2 separate regions of the Mus musculus genome follow, and region 1 is linked to region 2. A link is a loop called in an ENCODE intact Hi-C map of the cell type or tissue named here. Cell type or tissue: heart. All regions are shown on one strand. Links, peaks and the distances in the headings refer to the core of each region. The heading gives the core; the rest is flanking DNA.

Region 1 (5,383 bases), core at 289-5,288, 290 kb after region 2:
TTATTCCTCTCCCCTTTCTTGTCCCTGGCTCTCCCCTCCAGTTAGACCCTTCTCTCTCCTTACACAGTCCCCCTTCCATGACCTTCCTATATTTTAGAGTCTAGCGTAGACATAGGAGAGAAAACCCCTGGTCTTTGTCTTTCTGAGCCCAGCTTGTCTCACTTGACATGATCTCCTGCTCCTTCATTCCCCTGGTATGGCATTTCACTCCTCTTTACGGCTGAGGAGTATTTTGTGCATATGTGCTATGTGTATCCACTGAGCATATTTGCCAAAGCTTTTAATCCACTCACCTGCTGAAGGGCTTCCCTGCGGCCCCATACCTTGGCCACTGTGAAGGATGCATGCGCTGCGCTGCTATCTTGGCCACTGTGAAGGACGCATGCGCTGCGCTGCTATCTCTTTGGCACACTGACTTAGATTCACCCCAGCCTAAGTGGTTCGCTGAGTCATTCCATTCTATTTTCAGCATTTCTTGAGGAACCTCCACACTGATTTCCATGGTGGCTACACTCAGTTCCAAACAGCAGTGTCTTGAGAGGCCTCCCTTCCCCACAGGTAGTATAATAACATCCTAAATTATTTACTACTAAATTAAAATCAAATCAAACAACTGCACATTTCTCCCACTGGCATTTCTTATGTTTTGAGTTTATGTTTTAGAGAAGAGAATCTTACTATATAACACCACAGCCTGAAATTCGGAGATCACAGGCATATGCTACTATGGTCAGTCCTTGCAATAAAAGTACTTTAAGTATACCAGTGCAGAAAATGTGTCAGCAAACAGGGCTGGGAGGCCAAACTCAACCAGCCAGCCACCTGTCTTTGTCTTAGGGTTTTGTTTTAATATTAAACAAACTAAGAATACCTTTTGGTTTTTTTTAAATTACATTGGTTGATGCATTTATTGGTTGTATATAAATGTATGGAAGTCAGGCAGCAAACCCCAAGAATGATTTTAACTTTTTTTTTAAAAAAAGTTTGAAAGAGCTGGCATCATCAGGGCTACTTCAGTAAAGGCACTGCCACCAAGTCTTATGACCAGAGCCCAATTCCCAGGATCCACGTGGTGGAAGGAGAAGCAACTTTGACAACCTGTCCTCAGCCCTCCACTTGTATACACCCCACACACAGACCACACACACCAAATAAATGAATGTAATATAAACATGTAAATAACTCTTTTCATTGTGTCATGATTCATAGATGGCTTGGTAGGTTCTGATTATTGCTTTTATTTTCCAAGTCTGAAAGAAGAGTCAATGTCAACCACAGTATCTTCTTAGACATCAGACAGAGAAGTTTGACGTTGGATTTGATCAAGGTCGCAGCCCTGATGAACACCAAGACCAGGAATATACCATTTCCTACCTATGCTCTGAGGTTTTCCCATCACACAACTGTCCTCCTGGAGTCTTCCAAGTATGGCTGCCCAAAGTATCTTAAACATTCTCTACAGATTTGATAGCTCACCATAGTATCAAACTCATCCTTCCTAAAATAGATGGAGAGTAGACAGCACCACAGGCTCAGTGGTACCCTGCCCGATGACGAGATCGACCATCCTTGGCAAACCACTTCCAACCAGTTCCCAGAAGCTCTGCCTGGGGTTGTGTCTTCAGACCTGCCTATCTGTTCCTTCAGGCTTTTCTATGGAGTCTCACTACTGCAGATCCTTTACTGTATAAACATGATCACAAGCTCCAGAAGAAACTTGACGATGCTTTATTACATGCATTTATTTATATGGAGCTGGGAACACGAGTCTGCAGGTCAGAGGGCAGCTGGTTGGAGCTGGTTCCTACTCCACCATGTTATGGTCAGGCTTGGCAGCAAGTGCCTTTCTTTACTTGCTGAGCCATTTCACCAGCCCTAATAGACTACTTTCTAAAAACTCCCAATACATCTTACCACCATCACCTTCCAAACCACAGTCCTGTTTCCACCAGCTAGCACCACCATGTCGTCGTTAAAAAGGACCCTGTGATTAAGCAAACTGTTGTAGATGCCAAGCTAAACAGATCTCCTTCTTGCCACGCTTCTTGGGGCCTTACCAGACACACGTGCCTCACACATTTCCAACAGAGGAATAAAGAACACCCATTTGAAACATTACCTGGTTGAGCCATTTCCTAATATACGTCACCGACTAGGAATGTACTTCTGAAGTAGAAATAAAAGGATCCACTACTTAGAAAACTGTTTGTAATTATAAAATACCATGAAGATGAAGACGTTGAAATGGGGAGTGTAGTCCTGGAATATATGTTAGGGCAAAAATGTTTTCCTATACTCTTTTGGGAAACTGATTTGGTAGTAACTATCAAGTCCCTTTATGATTACACTCTTCCACACAATAATCCCACATCCAGGAATTTACACATTAAAGATGTAAAATGTGGACAAAATCAGATTCCCTACCCCTTAAAGGACACCAGTGCCTTCATGGGAAAAAGGGAAAGTATTATTTCTTGAGAGAAACACATCTCTCTACTCATCTGCAAAGTACAGGAAACAAAAGGGTGTTTACAAGCTTGGGGGCATCAAAACAGTATAAACTGTACTTAACCCCCTGTTCCCAAGAGAATGCTGCTGTTACAGATCCCCACAGGCCCACAAGAAGCCAGTAAGAAGACTCCCCAGGGAGAGATGTCCTGAGGCACAAAAGGGGGTGTGGGGAGGGCCTTCACTCCTCGAGCCCTGATGTGAAGGCTTCCTCAGGACTCATGAACTTAGAACAAAACATGATAATGAGGATAAATGACTGCATGTTAAACCCTTTTAGAAAGCTAACAATTTAGCTATTTCAAGAGATCATTTGATATTAAATACTTTTTGTTTACATTATATTTTAAGGGATGCATATAGCAATCCCTTAGGAAGGGAATACAGAAGAGAAGGAAGCTTCCAGCAAAGCGACAGGTTCAGATCATGTGACTAAGGCCGCGCTGCCCTCTAGTGGTGGAGGGCCACACTCTGAGGCTTCTCGCAGATCAATAAGCCCTTTTTATTTAAAGCTTTAAACTCACAAAGTTATGAAGGGGCAACAAAGGTTCTCAAAGCATGAACTCTTAAATGCTGGAGCCAACTGACCAAAGGAGGACATTCAGTTTTAAAGCCACTGCTTCGTTATTTATTCTCCAGTTCTCTGTATGCATAGACAAAGCCAGGTCTCAAGAGATACGAAATAAGCCGGGCATGGAGGCCACAAGTTTTTAAAGTCAGCACTGGGGGTGTGTGTGTGTGTGGGGGGTCATGCTTACATACAGCCTAGTAGACATTGACCAAACTGTGAATGAATGAATGAACGAATGAACTATTTTTTCAGACTTTCCTTCAATGGTGGCTACTACATTCTTCCCTCTGTAAGGTCAGCCCTAGTGATTTGTGCCAGGTCCATGAACATGGCTTCTGATGGTCTCCTTCCTAGCCTCATTCATCCACAATGCTGTCTCAGCAGAAGGGAGATTGTGGGTGTACAGCTCACTCAGAAATGAAGCTGCTACTCCTGCCTACCAGGCACCACTACACAGTTAAGAGGAAGCCTGGCTAGGGGAAACCCTACTTCTTGGGGCTTCTCTGGGGATTCACCCTGACCTGGGAAAACAGGCTTTGTCATGATAGGCAAAATCAAAGGACACAGGCTCACCATACTGTGTAAGGAAAGCAACAGGGTCCACCCGCACAGCATTTTAAGTGTTACAGTGTTTCCTTTGCATCTTGAGTTACAAGCCTGCAGGCTCTCACTCCAAGGAAACTTGACAGGAAGATAAATGCCTGACTGTGGAGCCAGGGTGTGGAGGCAGAGGTGATCGGAGCTGGCTGACCAGTGAGTGGCCGACTCAGGTCAGCACTACTTATCTTCCTCAGGACCCGTGAGTCACACCGGAGGGGCTACCCATCCAGCAAACGCACACGAGGAGAAGTTTCTACAGCTGTGTTGTTCTTACTATAACAGGTGACAAGGGCTTTTTAAAACCTGACAGACTGCACAGAACAGAAAAAAGCAAAGAAGCCTGAAAGGATTTTAAGTAGCCATCAACTGAGGCACCATCAGTCCTAGGCTTGAGAGGTCACGGTAGGGAGCTCACCACGAGTTGGAGGCCAGCTTGGACTACACAGTAAGACTTGACACAATCCCCTCCAAGAAAAGAAGTTAAAAATTTACAAGAGACACACCAGACTGCAAAGCTTGGAAAAAGCATAAGGTAACCAACCAGTCTATGCTTCAAGTATGCTGTTAGACTCTTTATGAAGCAGGGAGCTAGGGGCAGGGGCTTGCAGGCAATCCTGGCAACCTTGGTCCCAGCCTCAGAACCCAAATAAAAAGAGAGAGACAACCCCAGCACTTGGGAGGTAGAAGCAGGACGATCTCTGTGAGTTAGAGGCCAGCCTGGTCTACACAGTGAGTTCCAAAACAGCTAAGGCTTCACAGAGAATCCCCGTCTCAAAAGAAAGAAAGGGGAAGGAAAGGAAGAAAAAAGAAAGAAAAGAGAGAGAACCAACTGCACAGATGAAAGGTGTGTGGTTTTACCCATCTGCTTACTGACTCATTGAAAAGTAATGTTTCATGTATCCTCATGATAGTATTTTAAAGCAGCTATTCAGTTTCGTATTCCAACTGTATTTGTGTACAGAAAATATAGCCAGGGCAAAGCTACAGAAAGCAAGTTAGAACTGGCAAAATGGCTCGGCAGGTAAATGTTTTTGTCTCTGAGCCTGATGACCCGAACTGATCTCTGAGATCCTCATGGTAGAAGATGCAAATCAAGTTGCCCAAGTTGTTCTCCGACCTCCACACATGTGTGTGCACACATGGACACACACACAAGTAAATGACTGTAAAGAGCAAAGTATACAAAATGCCTCTGGTGAGGTGGGACTAAAGAGAAGGCTCAGCAGTTAAGAGCACTGACTGCTGTTCCAGAGGTCCCAGGTTCAATCCCCAGCACACACATGGCAGCCCACAACTGTAACTCCAAGATCTGACACCCTCACACAGACATACATCCAGGCAAAACACCAACACACATAAGGTGAAAATAAGTAGTTTTTAAAAATTGACAAACCATGAGCATTTTAAAATTAACTATGCTGTGGATCTCTATAGTGAATTTTTTTTTAATAAAATGTTTAGACTTATTGAATGTGTTTGAGTTTTCGGCTGCATGTAAGTATGTATACCACATTAGGCCTGGTGCTCTTGGAGATCAGAAAAGGAGTTAACCCCCTAGAGCAGGAATTACAAATAGCTGTGAACCATCAGGTGGTGCTGGGAGCACTAACCTAGGTCCTCTGCAAGAGCAACAGGTACTCTTAACCACTGAGCCGCCTCTCTAGCTCCAAACACTTAAAATGCTCTGAATGTCTGTTGCGTACA
Region 2 (5,383 bases), core at 179-5,178:
GACGAAGCATATCGGAAGTCAGAGACTGTGCCTCTGGCATCTTTTGAATTCCTTCTCTGCCGTGAGGTACAGGGTATGATGGTTACTCCTGATTCCAGGTTTCTAGCCCAGGTGGACCTGCATAACCAGGCAGGACAGTTGTTATGTATTTCTGGGTTTTGTACTAAAAGGGGGCAATGTACTATGCTATTCAGTCTTTGTTAAACATACCTCAGGGGGGATTTAGATGCTTTCTGTAGGTGTAAACCAAGTTGTCTGTAGGTGGGATGCTATGAAAAATTCTATATACCACCATTATCACAACTTACTGGCTTAAAAATATACATTTATCACCTCACTTATGGGGTGTGGCATAGCTATACCCTCTACAGAAGTGTTCTGACAGCCTTAGTAAAGACAGGTGCCAGGGCTGAATTCCTTCTCCCCTGGAGGTCTAAGGGATTTGTGGCAAGTAATGAATTCAGTTCCTATGACTCTGGCTTGTGGTTATCAGACTAAGAACTTCTGTTCTCCCACCTCCTTGTTTCCTGCCAAGTGAGGAAGTCTACCCTCAGCTCATAGAGATCACCCCACATATCCTTGCCATGTGGAACCCTTCAACATGGCCACATGCTTCCTTGTAGCTACTGTGCGAGAAAGAGAGAGGTGGCAGACAGGTGACATGGTTTTGATGACAGTGATAGTTATGTATCCGTAGTCATGTTGATCTTACCCTGTTGATAGGAAGAAGCGAGTCCTGCACATGCTCATGGGAGTCTACTCATGGGGTGACACTGGTGCCTTGCCCAAGGCAGCTTCTCTACCCAAACACCACTGCGGCGTCCTCTTACTTTTTCCTCTAGTTTGCTGTTGGTGGATGGCTGCCACTGGGATATTTTAACGAATGGAAATGGGACAATCAAAATCAGATGGGTAAACATATCCACTCACTGTGAGTAGTGCAGTGTGCTGCGACTCTAGAAACAACTGGGCATGTGTGTGCATGCGGCCAGTCTGACCTCAGCAGAAGATCTGTGTGCAAGATGCTCTGCCTCATGTCCACCAGCTGGTGTGCAAGTGGAAAAGGACAGTGAGTGGGGCAGACAGACCAGCTCTCTGTCTCACATGACAGTGGGACGTGGGATAGGTCCCATCTACCAGTTGGGAACATGATCTGCCATTCAGTAATTACTTCCTCGGTCTCTCCTTTCAGAGTTCAAGGTCGTCCCAGGCTGTGCAGCTAGTTTGAGGCCCGCCTGGGAAACTTGAGACGAAATCTCAAAACAATAACACTGTTTCTTTAAGCTCCTTAAAGGACATTGTCACGTTATGCCTACTGCCAGAGGCACTGTGTGCACACCTGTTTCCTCAGACTTTCAAACGGAGGTTGTTGCCATATCAACAAAATAAAAGGATCTCAAACCCTTTGCAAGCAGGAAGTGGCATCTTGCTTTATTTCCATTTCTTTAACTAATGTTTAAATTGAACATTTTTCTTATGAGCTTTCTATCTTTTCATCTGTAACTTAACTGGTAGGTGGGCCTTTTCCTTGTTCATCTCATTCCTACATTTATCCACATTAATGATTCTTTTTAATTAACAGGTTTTTCATACAACATATTTTCATTATGTTTTCTTCTCCCCTAACCTAACTCTTCTCAGATCCTTCCCACTTCCATACCATCTCAAATTTATCTCTTTATCTTAATAATTATTGAACTCACAATTGTACAAGCTGTTTCTTTTTACATTTTGTCAATTTTATAAATTCCTCCAAATAAACTCCCTCTTTGGTTCGTTGGATATATATATCCATTGTAACATACTTACCCACACTCATTTTCAAGTCATGAAGGAGTTCTTTGTCTTCTCTAAAAATATCACCATGTGGTTTTCATGGAAACTGTCCCTGGACTGAGTTGTTTAGCCCTTTCATTCAGACCTGGTGCTGACTCTGAGATGTAGCCCTGGCTGGAGGAGGAGGCAGGAGTCTCTTCTTCCCCCTTTTCTTCAGTTTCAGGCCATCTGAAGTGCAGCCCATCTGCTGGGAAAGCCGCTGTCCACGATGGAGCCACAGCCGGGGTCAGAGAGGGAAGAGTGCGTGCTGGGAGTGACTTCCTCAGTACAGAAGAACAGGTTCATGTTTCTGCATGGATGTAAAGCAGAGCTTGTGTGAACTTAACAGAATATACCTTAACAAAGCCATTTGATGCTCTTCTGTGTGGCTTACTTTACTATTTTGCCTATTGTCTTATTGATTGCCTTTCAGGATTCTGGGATACTTTAGCTAGAGGTTAACTCGCTTCTCTGACAAAATGATTCCTGAGCAATTCCAGCAACATTGCACTTTCCCTTTCAAATGTGAAAGTATTTCAAGAATATTTTTCTGGTTTACAGTAGGTGGCAGCAATGGATTATCTCACTAGGCTCAGCATGCAATGAGGCAAGTGCAGGGAAATAAAAGCATGTGCCTTACATGTAGGAGCGTGTAGTGGTGCTGTCTCAGAAATGCACACCATCACCTGTGACTGTTTCGTAGCCCAGCTATGCAGTGAGCACCAGTTTACACTCCTCTGGGAAAATACACTTAAGGTTTTATTAAGTCACAGCTTGTCTTGCAATGTGTGAATTCTGCGCATGCATGTATGTGTACATGTGTATGGGGGTACATGTGTGTGTATACATGTATAAGGGACATTGTATCCGGGTACACATGTTTGTTGTGCATGTGGAGGTCAGAGGAGAGCTTTGGGTGACTTCCTTTATTACTAACTTATTCCTTTGAGACATGGCCTCTAACTGAGCCCGGAACTAGTGACCAGCGAGCCCCTCCACCATCTTGCTCCTACACCACAGGGCTAAGGCTAGAGAGCCACACACCCACTCCTGGCTCTGCTGTGTTGTCCTGGAATCAGAGCTCTGTCGCTCACACTTGAGCAGAAGGGCTCTTTACATACTGAGCCATTTTAAAACACCAGCCTGTCCTCTAAAGGATACACTTTTCAAAGATACGTATTTAGTACAGCCCTGAGTAATTTAATAGACTAAACTATGCTAAGATCGAGTCTTTTCCAGGCCAGTGCTTCCGTTGTGAGTAGGTTTCAGTGGAACCATGCCTTGCTGATTTAAATTTCAGGTCTGATATCATCTCATAGTATTTATCATTGTTATTTCTAGAATGGGGTGTTCCCTATGAAGTTAGCCTTTGGCTGAAGTCCACTCAGGATAGAAGCAAGCCAATCCACCGCTACAGCGGGCAGTCCCGGGATACACTTGTGTAGGCAGGAGAAGGCCAGTACAATGGACCAGTGCTCATTCGCTGTCAGAGAGGCCAGGACCAACCAACCAACCAGAGACCGTGACAGAAGTGTGAGCAATGGCTTCCACTTCTCCCTTTTAGAACAGCCTCAGAATGAGAAAAAAAAAAAAAAAAAAAAAGTGAAGATGGCAGGGGAACAACTCCAAAATTCAGTGTTCAAGGGAAAATTCCATCCTGTCCTGAATTCTGTGTGTAAAAATGTCTTAAGGAAACCAGGTTCTCAGATCTACACACCATGCTTTTTCAGGGCAGGGCTGCATACTAGTTTGTTAACGGATCTCAGTTTGCTGCCAGCACAGACTAGCATGCTTTTTACTGAGTGAATAAGTGAAATTATCTACTTCTTCTCGGTGCCAACCACATTCTTTTCAATATCTTTCTAAAATCGCTCCTTTCTTCATATGCCCTGTAGTGGGCTATGCCACACACTGAAGTGTGAGTTAGCTCTTCCTCTCCAGCAAGAGCATGGGCAGACTGAGACAGTTACAGTCAAGGGAGGCTAGCCAGCACAGGGGAGTGCCTGGGATGGAGGCTTTGGAGATAATTTTCAAAGAAAATTCCAAGAATTTTGCATCAAGGAAAATTGAAAATGAGGCTCTAGGGTGTGGCAAGTGTTCCCAGACCCAGCGCTACTTACCTCACAGTGGTTTCTATGTCTCTAAAGTACCCAGGCCCCAGGAGCTGACCTGCTGCCCTCTGCTCCCTTCGTGGTAGACGTGTTGGATTTCCACCTAAACTTGCAAGGTGTGCTTCTTTGTTTCATGTTTGCACTCCTTTGCTACAGAGGCATCAATTCTGCTAGGACTTTCTCTTCTGTTACTTTGTAGATTTCAGATTGCCCACAGCAGCTGACTATGATTTGCCTCGTGCTCCAGCAGCAGACGTGTGTGTGTGTGTGTGTGTGTGTGTGTGTGTGTGTGTGTGTGTGTGTGTGTGTGATTTTTACCAGCCACAGATAGTTTCTGTGATTGTGTGACATTTGGAATTCTGGAGAATTCTCAGGAAGGTATTTAAAGGCTAGAGCACCAAGAAGTTTATGGGTTGTTGGTTGGTTGCTGTTGGTTGTTGTTGGTTGCAGTTGGTTGCAGTTGGTCACAGTTTATTAAGTAGTCCTATGCAAGAATAAATTAGATATTCTGACAGCAAAGATGAAACTTGTTCCAAGGAGCTCGACATTGTTAATCAGCAGGACGTCGTCTAATGATAACATCACCCCCTTTCCTTTCTATTTCTCCTAGCTAGTGTTGGGGGTTGAAAAGGTGAAAAAAGGGTGGAGAAGGGTGGAAGAAAGAAGAACCCATGAAGTAGCAAAAGACAGCTACAGAAACCTCTGTGTGTGGTTTCCAGGGTATCTGTACACTGCCGAGTCCTCTTCTCGCACACTTTGCTCTGTTTTTGCCATCTCTTACTTAAGTTACCTGCCAAGCTTTAATCCTCAGCCATATTGAGATTAGGTCAGAACTTATGGATTCATTTGGGCAGAAGTAGTTTTTAGCCACCAGCAGTTTCTATCTGTTACTAAAACAGACAGGTCTCCCTTATTTTGGCATAGTGACTGAATGTGACAGGAAACCGAGAGCTTTTCCATTGTGGCTTGTTACTTGGTTGTAAGTATATTGTCTGAACATAGCATCAATTATACTATGGAGTGAATATTAAAATAATCTTTCTTGAGAGATTTTTGCACACTGTCCTCTTTGCTCCGCTATTGTTGTTAACTGTAAAGTGAGGGCAGTAGTACTAATTGTGACTCTACACAGTAACAGCCTATTTGTGGAGAGTTGTATAAACACATTTTTATAACTGAGTCCATACTTCCTTGATTCAGTGTTTATGTCTTATAATCTGTAAGACTTCTATTTCTTTCTTTTCTTTTTTTGAAGTATTTGTACACTATGATCTCACCAGAAGGATGCTTTTAAATATTTTCGAGCCAGAGTGTCATGGAGCCTGAGCTAGCCTCAAACTCACTCTGTAGTCGAGGATGACAATCAACTTCTGAGCCTCCTGTGTCACCTCCCAAGTGTGCACGTGTGCAGCCCCACACCTAATGCACTGTGCCCTTACACATGGAAAGTCCTAATA

What was found. Hi-C counts contacts between places; a loop is a spot of excess contacts. Peaks named below come from ENCODE experiments on the same cell type or tissue, not always from the same donor. Only the 100,000 strongest peaks of a DNase experiment are listed, where the experiment ranks them.
Region 1: a loop joins it to region 2, with 8 times the contacts of the local background. A loop is called at or near these places in 17 of 42 quality-filtered maps.

What each region holds. Positions count from the first base shown.
Region 1 is chr16:22,120,904-22,126,286 of GRCm38, forward strand. The region is part of intron 2 of Igf2bp2 (insulin-like growth factor 2 mRNA binding protein 2); the gene reads right to left. Among named protein-coding and RNA genes, the nearest start is that of Igf2bp2, 40 kb to the right of the region's middle. In heart, for the core only: a CTCF peak has its summit at 2,966 (motif pointing left); a DNase peak (open chromatin) is centred at 398; H3K27ac peaks cover 214 bases.
Region 2 is chr16:21,834,486-21,839,868 of GRCm38, forward strand. It overlaps a transcript of Map3k13 not described here. Among named protein-coding and RNA genes, the nearest start is that of Gm26744, 8.7 kb to the right of the region's middle. In heart, for the core only: a CTCF peak has its summit at 2,379 (motif pointing right); no DNase peak of the experiment used is centred there.